2 separate regions of the Homo sapiens genome follow, and region 2 is linked to region 1. A link is a contact called in ENCODE Hi-C or POLR2A ChIA-PET data. All regions are on one chromosome and are shown on one strand. The core of a region is the stretch at or near the end of the contact, and the rest is flanking DNA. Distances in the headings are between cores, read along the strand shown.

Region 1 (5,849 bases), core at 1,244-3,743:
TGATTTACACTTTCACCAGTAATGTTTGGGAATGTCTCTATCCGTCCCTCATCCCATTGCCTGCTCTGCTTCTCAAGACAGGTGAAGACAGACAGTATTTCCATGGATCAGATGTGCTCTCGGAGTCCAGGTTCCTCTCAGCATAACTGGAGTGAGAATTATCTGTCTCACTTACATAGCCCCTGTATTAGTCTGTTTTCAGACCATTATAAAGAACTGCCCAAGACTGGGTAATTTATAAAGGAAGGAGGTTTAATTGACTCACAGTTCTGCGTGGCTGGGGAGCCCTCAGGAAAGTTACAATAATGGCGGAAGGTGAAGGGGAAAAAGTAGCTTCTTCACAAGGCGGCAGGAAGGAGAAGTGGCAAGCGAAGGGGGAGGAGCCCCTTATAAAACCATCAGATCTCGTGAGAACTCACTCACTATCACGAGAACAGCATGGGGGAAACTGCCCCCATGATTCAGTTGCCTCCGCGTGGTCTCTCCCTTGACACGTGGTGATTATGGGGTTTACAATTCAAGATGAGATTTGGGTGGAGACACAAAACCTAACCATGTCAGCCCCAGAGCAAGGGCCTTCTTTTTTATCTTTGTAAAATTATGTTTCTGGCTAGTCAGTCACCTCATTGAAAGCAAGACCCAGACCTCATCCTTCTTTGTATCCCAGGGCTGAAGGCAGGGCCTTACCAGAGTTGGCGTGCCCTAAGTGTTCAATGATAACAGAGATGATTTGTTGTTTCCTTTCGTTCTCATGAACAAGTGCTGTTGGCACCTTTCCAAAAAGGTCTTGTGGACCCATCCTGTCCACTCCTTTCCACCCCAGCCTAAGGCATTACTGTCTCTGTCCCAGAACCTGGCCTCCTGACTGGTCCCCCTTACTCCCTCACCTCCACTTCCATGCTCCCCACAGTCTCCCCACCCCCTTCTTAGAAGCTCCCCAAGCCCTGTCCCACCTCCCGGCCTTTGCATCTGCTATTCCTTTTCTCTGAAACAGAGTTCCCGAAGCTCTGTGCGTGGCTGCCTCAGTGCAAATGTCTCCTCCCAAGCTCCTCCCTGACCCCCCACAATGTGCGTGGCTTTCTCTGTTTATTTCCTTCCTAGAACTTGTCAGCAACCTTCCTTATCCAGTTTGTTCGTTTGTATATTTTTTACTTCTTTATCATCGGTTTCCCCACCACAATGTAGGCTCCTTGAGGACAGGGACTTTGTTAGGCTTGTTCTTGGCCGTGTCGCCAACACCAGCACAGTGACTCACAGGGAACAATGCTCGGTAAATATCTGATGAAGGGAGGGAGGGAGCAAGGGAGGAAAGAAGGGAAAGAGGAAGGAAGGAAGGAAGAGGAAGAGGAAGGCAGGGAACGCCTAAGGGCAGGGAAGAGGGCTGTGGTTTGGGGTTTACAAATGGGGCCCAGACGACAGCCCAGATTCTCACTAGAACCTCCCCGTACTTCCCCTGCGTTCGCAGGCTGGAGGACGGCCTGGAAGATTCTCAACGACCACCCTGGCTAGGAATCCAATGATAGAGAAGCTTGCTCGGAGACTGACATTTTGCTGGTTTTTCTCTGGTGACCCGGTGACTCACTGCTGGTTGCTATTCCTGTGGCTTTGTGGGTGGGAGAGGCTCCTGGGAACAGGTGCCGATGCAGTCGGTCTCCTGGGCACCTTCGCTCTCCCAGGCAGCTGGTGGCTGGCCGTGCTCTCCAGGCCACCTCGGTACTTTACTGCTTTATTGAATAGGAAGCATTCATTCACTTTGGGAGCCGTTACCCTTTGGATAATATCACTACCGTTTCCCCAAACTCATTGTTGCTGTGTGGGGGTGTTTCTGTTCCAGCCCTTTGTTTGTGTGTTTTATGGAAGGTGCTAGCACTTCATGGTTCTTTCCCACATGTCCCTAGTCCCTCTCTCTGCTCTTTGCTCTTTCACTTTCTCTGATGCTTTTTCAGGTGGTTCATCTAAACTTGTCCCTGGTGTATCTCACCAGGGGTGGGGGTGTTCTCCCCTTGCCTCTGATATCCAAGACAGGTTTTATCTGCATGAACTAGGGCCTGGGGACACGCTCCTTTTCCTGCCCTGGTATTTTAGTTTTCTCTTGCTGTGTACAAATGATTATAAGTCTAACAGCTTTAAACAGCACCCTTTGTTAGCTCAAAACTCCATAGGTCAGAGGGTTGGGAGCACGTGGGTGGGTCAGCCGGTCGTGTTCTCATCTGGATTTCGGAGTCCCTTCCAAGCTCCTGTCTGCTGGCAGGATACAGCAGGGCTGCGGGAGTGAGGCCCCATGTCCTTTCTGGCTATTAGCCAGGGCCTCTCTCCACTCCTTGGGGCCGTCCACATTCCTTCCCATGTGGCTCCCTGCTTCTTCAGCCAGTCATGGCTCAGGCACTTTCTCACTTTCGAATCTCTCTGACTTCCCTTTCTGCCTTCACTGGACACAGCTTTCTGCTTTTCAGGGCTCCTGGGACTAGGTCAGGCCCAACCGGGTAATCTTATCCTAACGCAAGCTGTGACTCACAACACACCACAGCATGGTACTGATGGCGTGTCATAGTCATAGGTCCTGGGGATAAGGGCAAAACATCTTTGGGGGCACCATGTTAGAAATTCCCACCACTCCTGTCCCTTTGTAACATTGGTTACAATATATAATCCTGAGACCTAACAGAGACATTTCTTTTTTTCTTTTTTCTTTTTTTTTTTGAGACGGAGTCTTGCTCTGTTGCCAGGCTGGAGTGCAATGGCACGATCTCAGCTCACTCCAACCTCTGCCTCCCGGGTTCAAGTGATTCTCCTGCCTCAGCCTCCCGAGGAGCTGGGATTATAGGCACGTGCCACCATGCCAGGCTAATTTTTGTATTTTTAGTAGAGATTGGGGTTTCACCATGTTGGCCTGGATGGTCTCGATCTCCTGACCTCGTGATCCGCCTGCCTTGGCCTCCCAAAGTGTTGGGATTACAGGCGTGAGCCACCGCGCCCGGCCAACAGAGACATTTCTGTGCCTTTCTGCAAATGAGGATTTTCCCCCTCGGTGTCATTTTCCCAGCAGTGGTTGTTGCCCATTGATGATTCATACTTTCTCTAACATTTCAGTTATCACTCTTTTTCTTTTTAAGTGGAAAATTGGAATGGAGGGTGAGTGTGAGACCTAGGGACTGAGTTGTTGTTTGCCATGTCTTTATCCTTTTGTTCATTTATTAAAGAGGTGTGATCTTAAAGTGGTAGTTCTCAAAGTGTGTTTGGGGGACTGCCTAGAGTTTCCTCAAGATCCTTTCAAGGGAGCTGAGAGGTTAAAATAATAATAATAATTTAAAAATTCAAATATTAATTTTCATAAGAATGCTAAGACATTATTTGCCTTTTTTTTTTTTTTTTTTTTTTTGAGATGGAGTCGCGCTCTGTCGCTCAGGCTGGAGTGCAGTGGCATGATCTCGGCTCACTGCAACCTCCTCCTCCCAGGTTCAAGTGATTCTCCTGCCTCAGCCTCCCGAGTAGCTGGGACTACAGGTGCCCGCCACCACGCCCGGCTAATTTTTTGTATTTTTAGTAGAGACGGGGTTTCACCATTTCAGCCAGGATAGTCTCAATCTCCTGACCTCGTGATCCACCCGCCTCAGCCTCCCAAAGTGCTGGAATTACAGGTGTGAGCCACCACGCCTGGCCTATCTGCCATTTTCATTCTTGTTTTCTCAAAGCCTCAGTCCTTCTTGATACCTGCTCTATACACCATACCTGCTGTAGCCTTACTACCAGGACTTTTACCTAAGAAATAATACTGGCTAAGAAATAATGGTCTATTGTACTTCAGTCATTGTTCGCTTTCTATCTTTGTTACAGCAGCTGAACTGATACCCTACTGTCTTAGTCCATTTGGGCTGCTATAACAAAATAGTATAAAGTGGGTAGCTTATAGACAACAGACATTTATTTCTCACAGGTCTGGAGGCTGGGAAGTCCAAGGTCAAGGCAGCAGCAGATTTGTGTCTGTGAAAAGCTCACTTTCTGGTTCATAGAGGGCACCTTCTCACTGTGTCCTTACATGGCGGAAGGGGTGAGGCAGCTCTCTAAGACCTCTTTATTTTTAAAATTTATTTAATTTATTTTATTTTTTGAGATGAAGTTTTCACTTTTGTTGCCCAGGCTGGAGTGCAATGGCACAATCTCGGCTCACTGCAACCTCTGCCTCCAGGGTTCAAGTGATTCTTCTGGCTCAGCCTCCAAAGTGGCTGGGATTATAGGCATGCACCACCACACCTGGCTAATTTTTTTGTATTTAGTAGGGACAGGGTTTCACCATGTTGGTCAGGCTGGTCTCAAACTCCTGACCTTAGGTGATCCATGTGCCTTGGCCTCCCAAATTGTGAGGATTCCAGGTGTGAGCCACCGCCTGGTCTAGGACCTCTTTATAAGGGCACTAACCCTGGACCTAATCATCTCCCAAAGGCCCTACCTTCTAATAAAGTCATGCATTACTCAACGGTGGGGATACATGCTGAGAAATGTCTCATTGTTCAAACATCATAGAGTGTACTTACCCAAACAAAGATGGGATAGCCTACTGCACACATAGGCTGTAGGGTGTAGCCTATTGCTCCGAGGCTACAAACCTGTATAGTATGTTACTGTGTTGAATGCTGTGGACAACTGTAACACAATGACAAGTATTTGTGTATCTGAACATAGAAGAGGTGCAGTAAAAACATGGTATAAAAGATAAGAGGTAGTACACCTGTCTAGGGCACTCATCATGAATGGAGCTTGCAGGGCTGGAAGTTGCTCTGGGTGAGTCAGTGAGTCAGTGAGTGAGTGGTGAGTGAATGTGAAGGCCTAGGACATTACTATACACTACCGTAGACTTTGTAAACACTGTATACTTAAGCTACACTAAAGCAATCAAAATATTTTTCTACAATAATACATTGGCCTTAACTTACTGTAACATTTTTACCTTATCAGCTTGTAAAAACGTTTTGACTCTTTTGTAATAACACTTAGCTTAAAACACACTGTAAAGCTGTAGCTGTACAAAGGTATTTTCTTGTTTGATATCTTTGTTCTGTAAGCTTTTTTCTATTAAAAAATTTAAATTCCTTTTTACTTAATTTTTTTTTTTTTTTTTTGGTACAAAATGAAGATACAAATGCAAACATTAGGCCGGGTGTGGTGGCTCACACCTGTAATCCCAGCACTTTGGGAGGCCAAGGTGGGTGGATCACCTGAGGTCAAGACTTAGAGACCAGCCTGGCCAACGTGGCAAAACCTTGTCTCTACTAAAATTACAAAAATTAGCCAAGTGTGGTGGCGGGCGCCTGTAATCCCAGGTACTCAGGAGGCTGAGGCATGAGAATCAGTTGAACCTGGGAGGTAGAGGTTGCGGTGAGCCAGATCGCGCCACTGCACTCCAGCCTGGGTGACAGAGTGAGACTCCATCTCAAGAAAATAAAAAATAAAATAAGCACGAATGTTAGCCTAGGCCTACAAAGGGTCAGGATCATCCAGATGTCACTAGGCAATAGGAATCTTTCACTCTGTTATGATCCTGTGGAATCACTGTCTTATATGTCACCCACTGTTGACTTTCATGTCATCATGCACACAAGACTGGACTGTCACCTCGGAGCTTAGGAATCCACTGTATTAATTTTGGGAGGACACAAACTTTCAGACCATGGTACCTACTGAATCACTTACTGGCCAGGTGCGGTGGTTCATGCCTTAATCTCAGCACTTTGGGAGTCCGAGGTACGTGGATCGCTTGAGCCCAGGAGTTCAAGACCAGCTTAGGCAACATGGTGAAACTCCATCTCTACAAAAAATTTTAAAAAATTAGCTGGGCATGGTGGCACATGCCT
Region 2 (5,835 bases), core at 2,198-4,697, 310 kb before region 1:
GCTCAGGTCTGGCGCCTGCCTCAAGCCAAGCTGCCAGGGACAGGCCACTGCCCGGTCACTTGGAGTGAGAAGTGTTGGTCCCGTCTGTCCTTCTGCTCTGGGTCTGCTGGGCTGGCCAAGCTGGGAGGGCCAGGGAGGATAGGCGAGGGGTCCAGGCAAGGGTGGTCTTCCGTAGTCTCAGGAACAGGGCTGAACTAAAGGTGTGGTTGCTGTGACCCAAGCAGGGGCCTGACCTTCTGGGGAGGGCTCCTCGTTCCCACCTTAAAGGAAGGTTCCGTGGTCAGTGGGCTGAGGGTAGAGGAATCTGTTCCTCCGGAGGCTCAGGAGAGCTAGGGAGGGCTGTGAGCTGTGATCCATTTTCCCTCTCCCTGCCAAGAAAGTGGGATGTGGTTTCTGGGGTGGGGTGGGGGTGTCCCGCCCAAGGCAGGCTATGGGGAGTGCCTGCCCCACGTTGGGCAGCCTATTTTAGCCACTTCCCCAGAGCTGAGTCACCATGCTTCTGAAAGCCCCGCCCAAAGCCACAATGCCCTGTGGCCTCCCAAACCATAGCTGCCCCCAGGACCTGCCCAGGCCTCTGGCGAGACTCCCACCACCTACTTTCTCTTAAACTCTATGATCCAGCTCGTCACCTCCAAACTGTTCTCTGTTAGAAGCTCAGAGTGACTCAAGGTCACTCAAGGCTGGTGAAACCAAGCTGTTGCTGACCCTCAATCCTGCTGGGTGGCCTGTCTAGTCTGAGCTCCAGACACCCAGGCCTCATCCCCAGTGTGGACTGCCAGGTACTGCAGCCCCCTCCTCGCTGGGGCAGTGGGACAGATGCGTGACTCCCTCTAGGCCCCAACTCTCTCAGGACCCTTCCTTGCTGGTTATTGAAGATGGCTTTCTACAAGCCACAAAGTCTCGTTCCCAACCCCCCAGGAAGCGAGACCGTGGCAGCAGGCAGCACTGGGTAGACCTGTCCCTGTCTTTCTGGGGTGTGGGGTTGAACAAGATCCTGGGGACCCCAGGGCTAGCCCAGGATGGCCGTGATTTCAGCTGAGTTTCCCTGCTGTCCCCTCTGACCTACCTCAATAGTTCTACCCGCAAGGATGTGCTGGGTGGTGTGGCTAATGGGATGCGGGGAGCTGTCCTCCCCTGTAGCCATCATGGCCAGGATATTTGGTCCCTTTGGGCAGCCACAGTGACCTGCAGCTTCTCTGGTGAGTCCTGGGGAGCCGGGTCTGTGGTTTCCCTTTCTTTCCTCTCTAATGAGCGTATAAGATCGGGAAACCACAGGACCTGACATCACTCACAGGGTCTGGGGGTTCCTGCCTTGGCGTTGAAACCCTTAACGCAGCTCTGGGGGCTCGTGCCGCCATGTTCTCACCCGGTTCTGACCATCCACACCCGCCTCCCTGCTTCTCTGTCTTTGTTGTTTACCTGGTGAGCATACCTGCTCTATCTTCACCTGTGTGTTCTCACTCAAGGCTGCTGTTTCTCAACTGGGGCAGTTTTGCCTCCTGGGGGACATTGGGCAATATCTTGAGACAGTTTTGCTTGTTGTGACTGGGGGGTGGATGCTACTGGCATCTAATGGGTAGAGACCAGGGATGCTGCTGAATATCCTACAGTGCACAGGGCAGGTCCACCTCCCGATGAGAAATTATCTGGCCCAAATAGCAACAGTGTGGAACCTGCTCTAGGATTACACAAGAACCTTCTTGAAGCAGCTGTTGGGTACCCCCTTCTCTGTACCCTGCCGGCCAGCAGTGGGGAGGAGCACTCAGTGGTCGGTGGTCACTGACCAGCAATGCCGCCGCCAGAGCTGGAGAAGGGCCTGGAGTGGAGCGGAGAGAGCTCTGGACTCAAAGACCCAGTTTCTAGCCCAGCTCTGTTGCTTTGGGCTAAAAACCTGGATAAATCACTTTCCTTCAATAAACTTGTTTCCTCATCCATAAAGTGAAAGTGCTGCACTGAATATCCCCTCCAGTTCTTTGAGATTCCTGGATGCTGTGCGTAGAGCCAGGAGTCGGGGTGCAGGCAGGTGGAAGATGGGGTCCCCTCCGTTCCTGACTGGTGTCCCTGCTGGTGGCAGTAGAAGCCTGAAGGATTTGCCAGGAACGAGAGTTCGTTTGAAGCTTGGCCTTTTTCCCTTCTATGCCCAACGTGACTGAGGCAGAGTCTACCTTCTCTTTTTCTTTTTCTTTTCTTCTGCTGCTTCTTTTTCTCTTTCTTTCCTTCCTTGCTTTTCTTTTCCTTTCTTCCTTTCTTCTCTTCCTTTCCTTTCCTTCTTTCCTTTCTTTTTCTTTCTCTCTTTCTTTTTTTCTTTCCTTATTTCCTTTCCTTCCTTCCTTTCCTTCCCCTCCCTTCCTCCCTCCCTTCCTCCCTCCCTCCCTTCCTCCCTTCCTGTTTTCTTCAGAGTTTTGCCTAGGAGCCCATGGCTGGCCAAGAGGGTCATATATGATATTCAGGAGTCAGCAAACTACAGTCCATGGGCCAAACCCAGCCTGCGTTTGCTTTTGTAAATAAAGATGTGGCTTTTTGGTGGTTTTTTTTCTTTTACTGGTTTATTACAAAAGATACGACTCAGGAACAGCCAAACGGAAGAGCTGCATGAGGATGCGTGGGGTCAAGTGTTGGGGTGGGGGGCAGGGCACGCACCACCTTCCTGGCACCTCGATCTGCTCACCAACCCAGAAGTTGTCTGTAAATAAAATGTTATTGGAACATAGCCATGCCTACTTGTTTACATGTTGCTATGGCTCCTTTCTTTCTTTTTTTGATTTTGTGTAGAGATGGGGTCTCACCGTGTTGCCCAGGCTGGTCTGGAACTCCTGGGCTCAACTGATCCTCCTGCCGTAGCCTCCCAGAGTGCTGGGATTACAGTTGTGACCCACTGTGCCCGGCCAACGGCTAGTTTTATACTAAGAAGACAGTTGAGTAGCTGTGACAAAAACCCTATCAGCCACAAGGCCGAGAATATTTACTCTCTGGCCCTTTGCAAAAAGTGTTTGCTGACCTTTGGTCTAGCGGTTCAATGTCTAATTGTTTAGAGGTTGAGGTGGGGCAGGAGGGTGGGGCCCAGAGATAATCCAAGTTAGAGTTAGGGGAAGGTCACTTTCCTAAGGGTAGGGAGGAGAGAGAGCTGACCTATGACCCAGAGTAGAGTATCATCTCAAGGCATCCCTCACGTCCTCGCCCACGTCACTGTGTGGCAAGTCTGCCAGGTGCCTGGCTCCCCCTCCCTGCCCGAGAGAACTTTGTGTTTGCTGGAATGATAAGCGGTATGGCGTGGGCACTGGGAGGGGGGACATTGCTGGTGGGGGAAGCCATGAGGCTGGGCAGCAGAGGCTTGAGAGAACAGGGAAGCGGATGGGGGTGAGGATGCAGAGAGGTCAGGCTGGGAGCCCTGGAGCCAGGCTGTGGGCAGAAGGGGAGGAGAGGAGGGAGGTGCTGGACTTCCAGTGGGTGCTTGGAGGCGGTTGGAGGCGGACCATGTGTCACACCCTGCTGGACCAGACTCGGTGGTAAACAGACCTGTTAAAACCCTCTGGATGGACCAGGCGCGGTGGCTCACGCTGATCCCACGTCCTGATCCCAGCACTGGGAGGCCGAGGTGGGTGGATCACCTGAGGTCAGGAGTTCGAGACCAGCCTGACCAACATGGTGAAACTCCATCTCTATCTCTACTAAAATTACAAAAAAAAAAAAAAAATAGCTGGACGTGGTGGTGTGCACCTGTAAATCTCAGCTACTCAGGAGACTGAGGCAAGAGAATCGCTAGAACCCGGGAGGCAGAAGTTGCAGTGAGCCAAGATCATGCCATTACACTCCGGCCTGGGGGACAGGGCGAGAATCTGCCTCAAAACCCTAGAAGTTTGTACTGCAGTGGGAAGATGAGAGTCCAGCCAGCAGGGACAGAATAATGTAGCCAGTATCTGCTGGAAGAGGGGACATCTCCCAAAGTGCCGTGGGGGGCAGGTGGTGGCTAAAGGTTTCCTGGGAGTAGTGATGTGTCCCAGCTGAGCCCTGAAGGATGCTGGGTGTGGCAGGGGTTGCATTGGGGAACTGTTTGTATCCACTGCAGCTCAGGGGATAGATCAGGGTACAAAAGTAGGGGACACTGAGGAGCGAGGTGGGGACTAGTCATTGGATCAAGGGGTCTGCACTGGGTAGGGCGTCATGTGGATGGGTTTTGTTTTAGCCAAGAGGTGAAGGATGGACAGGAGGGAGACCAACAGGGAGACCTGTCAGGCTGATGTCAGGGGCCAGGTGGGGTGTGGTGGGCTTGTGTGACGCAGCGGCAGGCATGCGGAGGAAGCACCCAGCATCTGAGTTTTGCAGTGGGAAGAGTGGGTCTGGACTGGGGGTGCCTCTCAGAACTGTGCTGCTGGCTGGACTGGGAGGCAGGCAGGTACCTGGTGTCCAAGCATCACCTCTCACCCACCATACTTTGTTAAATCCCTGCACCCATCTCTCCCCAACCTGCCCAGCTCTGCTGGGCTTAGTATTTGGGGCAAGCCCCTCTAGGGAAGAGAGGGGCTGGTTTGGCCCCAATGCTGAACTTCAACTTGGCCCTTGTCAGGAGCTGTGAGAGTGGTGCCTCCAGGCTCCTGGGCTCTACCTCTGCTGTTTTTTGGATTTCTGGTGAATCACCTAGGAATCAGTCTGCAGATCCTGGGGGGACGAAGTCATTTAGGGTCCAGTCCCTGCCTCCCACTCCCCTAATGATGAAAGAAACTGGAAGTTGCCCAATCTTGATCTCCCCGAGACACCAGAAGGTGGACCCTCAGCAAAGAGCCTGGGGCTCCACAGTGGAGACGTCACAGGCGGGATCCTCATTTATGGGATACCAAGCGAAGGCTGAAAGGCTGGGGAGCTGGTTCTGTGGGTCCCAGCAGCCCCACCCCAGTTCTGATTCAGAAAGAGGACTGTGCCGCCCACGCAGGGGGAGGAGCTGGTCAGCCTCTGTCTCCCTGAGCCCGTCCTGTCCTTTCCCTTCTCTCTCTGAGGACCAGGACTCAGGGTGGGGTGTCCACTAACTCCACAGGGATCGAGGTTAGACAGCAGGAAGAACTTACAGCACATCTCCAGGCTGACTGTTCATAGGAGCCAACTCATAGACTCCATCTCTTCCCTGGCTTGCTGCCTGGAATTGCTGGATTTACCTTCGCGTCCTTAAATGTGGTCATGTTTACTCTGGCAGCATCCTGGCTTGCAGGGGCAGGGGAGGCATTGTCTTCTGCAAGAAAGGTTCTGTCTCTCTCAAGTTTCAGGGAAAGTGTGTCCGAGGCTACTGGAACTCTAACCAGATTTGCAAAATCACTCCTCTACTCTGAATGCCTGCGGATGAAGAAACAGGCAGGGTTATACCATGGATTGCTGGCTTATTTCACAGCATTTAACTTTGGTAGGAGCGCTGGGGTTTAAATGACAGTCCCCTGGCAAAGAGGCTTTTGTGCCGTGTGGCCAGCCCGCGTTAATCCTTTGCCTCTCATTCTCTGCTTGCAGCCTTATGATCTCCTCATTGCGTCCCCCTCTGCCCACTGGACTTGGACTTCAGATCTGACCCCAGACCTGCCGGCTACCTCGGGAGGGCCCACCTCCCCGCCCATCCAGCAAGATGCCAATCCTCAAGCAACTGGTGTCCAGCTCGGTGCACTCCAAGCGCCGTTCCCGAGCGGACCTCACGGCCGAGATGATCAGCGCCCCGCTGGGCGACTTCCGCCACACCATGCACGTTGGCCGGGCCGGAGACGCCTTTGGGGACACCTCCTTCCTCAATAGCAAGGCTGGCGAGCCCGACGGCGAGTCCTTGGACGAACAGCCCTCTTCTTCATCTTCCAAACGCAGTCT

The links. A loop is a pair of places that touch in the nucleus more often than their neighbours do. ChIA-PET counts read pairs that join two places held with the same protein, here RNA polymerase II (POLR2A). Pooled maps may share reads with other maps.
Region 2: a map of Panc1 shows a loop between it and region 1 (7-fold over the local background). The contact joins two enhancer-like sites. A Hi-C loop is called at or near these places in 1 of 168 maps with a recorded cell type or tissue (Panc1) and 2 of 50 pooled maps. POLR2A ChIA-PET finds 5 or more read pairs at or near these places in 1 of 52 experiments (PC-3).

The regions. Positions count from the first base shown.
Region 1 is chr17:72,973,700-72,979,548 of GRCh38, reverse strand. The region is part of intron 4 of SLC39A11 (solute carrier family 39 member 11); the gene reads left to right. Among named protein-coding and RNA genes, the nearest start is that of SLC39A11, 120 kb to the left of the region's middle. RefSeq lists an enhancer at 1,145-1,645. Within about 2 kb of position 2,493, at least 22 of the 41 ENCODE cell types and tissues checked have a DNase peak (open chromatin) inside an H3K27ac peak, as active enhancers do.
Region 2 is chr17:73,286,268-73,292,102 of GRCh38, reverse strand. It overlaps CDC42EP4 (CDC42 effector protein 4), which reads left to right. Exons shown (of 2, transcript NM_012121.5): 2 at 5,491-5,835. The coding sequence starts at 5,603. Among named protein-coding and RNA genes, the nearest start is that of CDC42EP4, 23 kb to the left of the region's middle. RefSeq lists enhancers at 118-187, 1-335, 319-613, 588-667, 958-1,177 and 2 more. Within about 2 kb of position 3,447, at least 21 of the 41 ENCODE cell types and tissues checked have a DNase peak (open chromatin) inside an H3K27ac peak, as active enhancers do.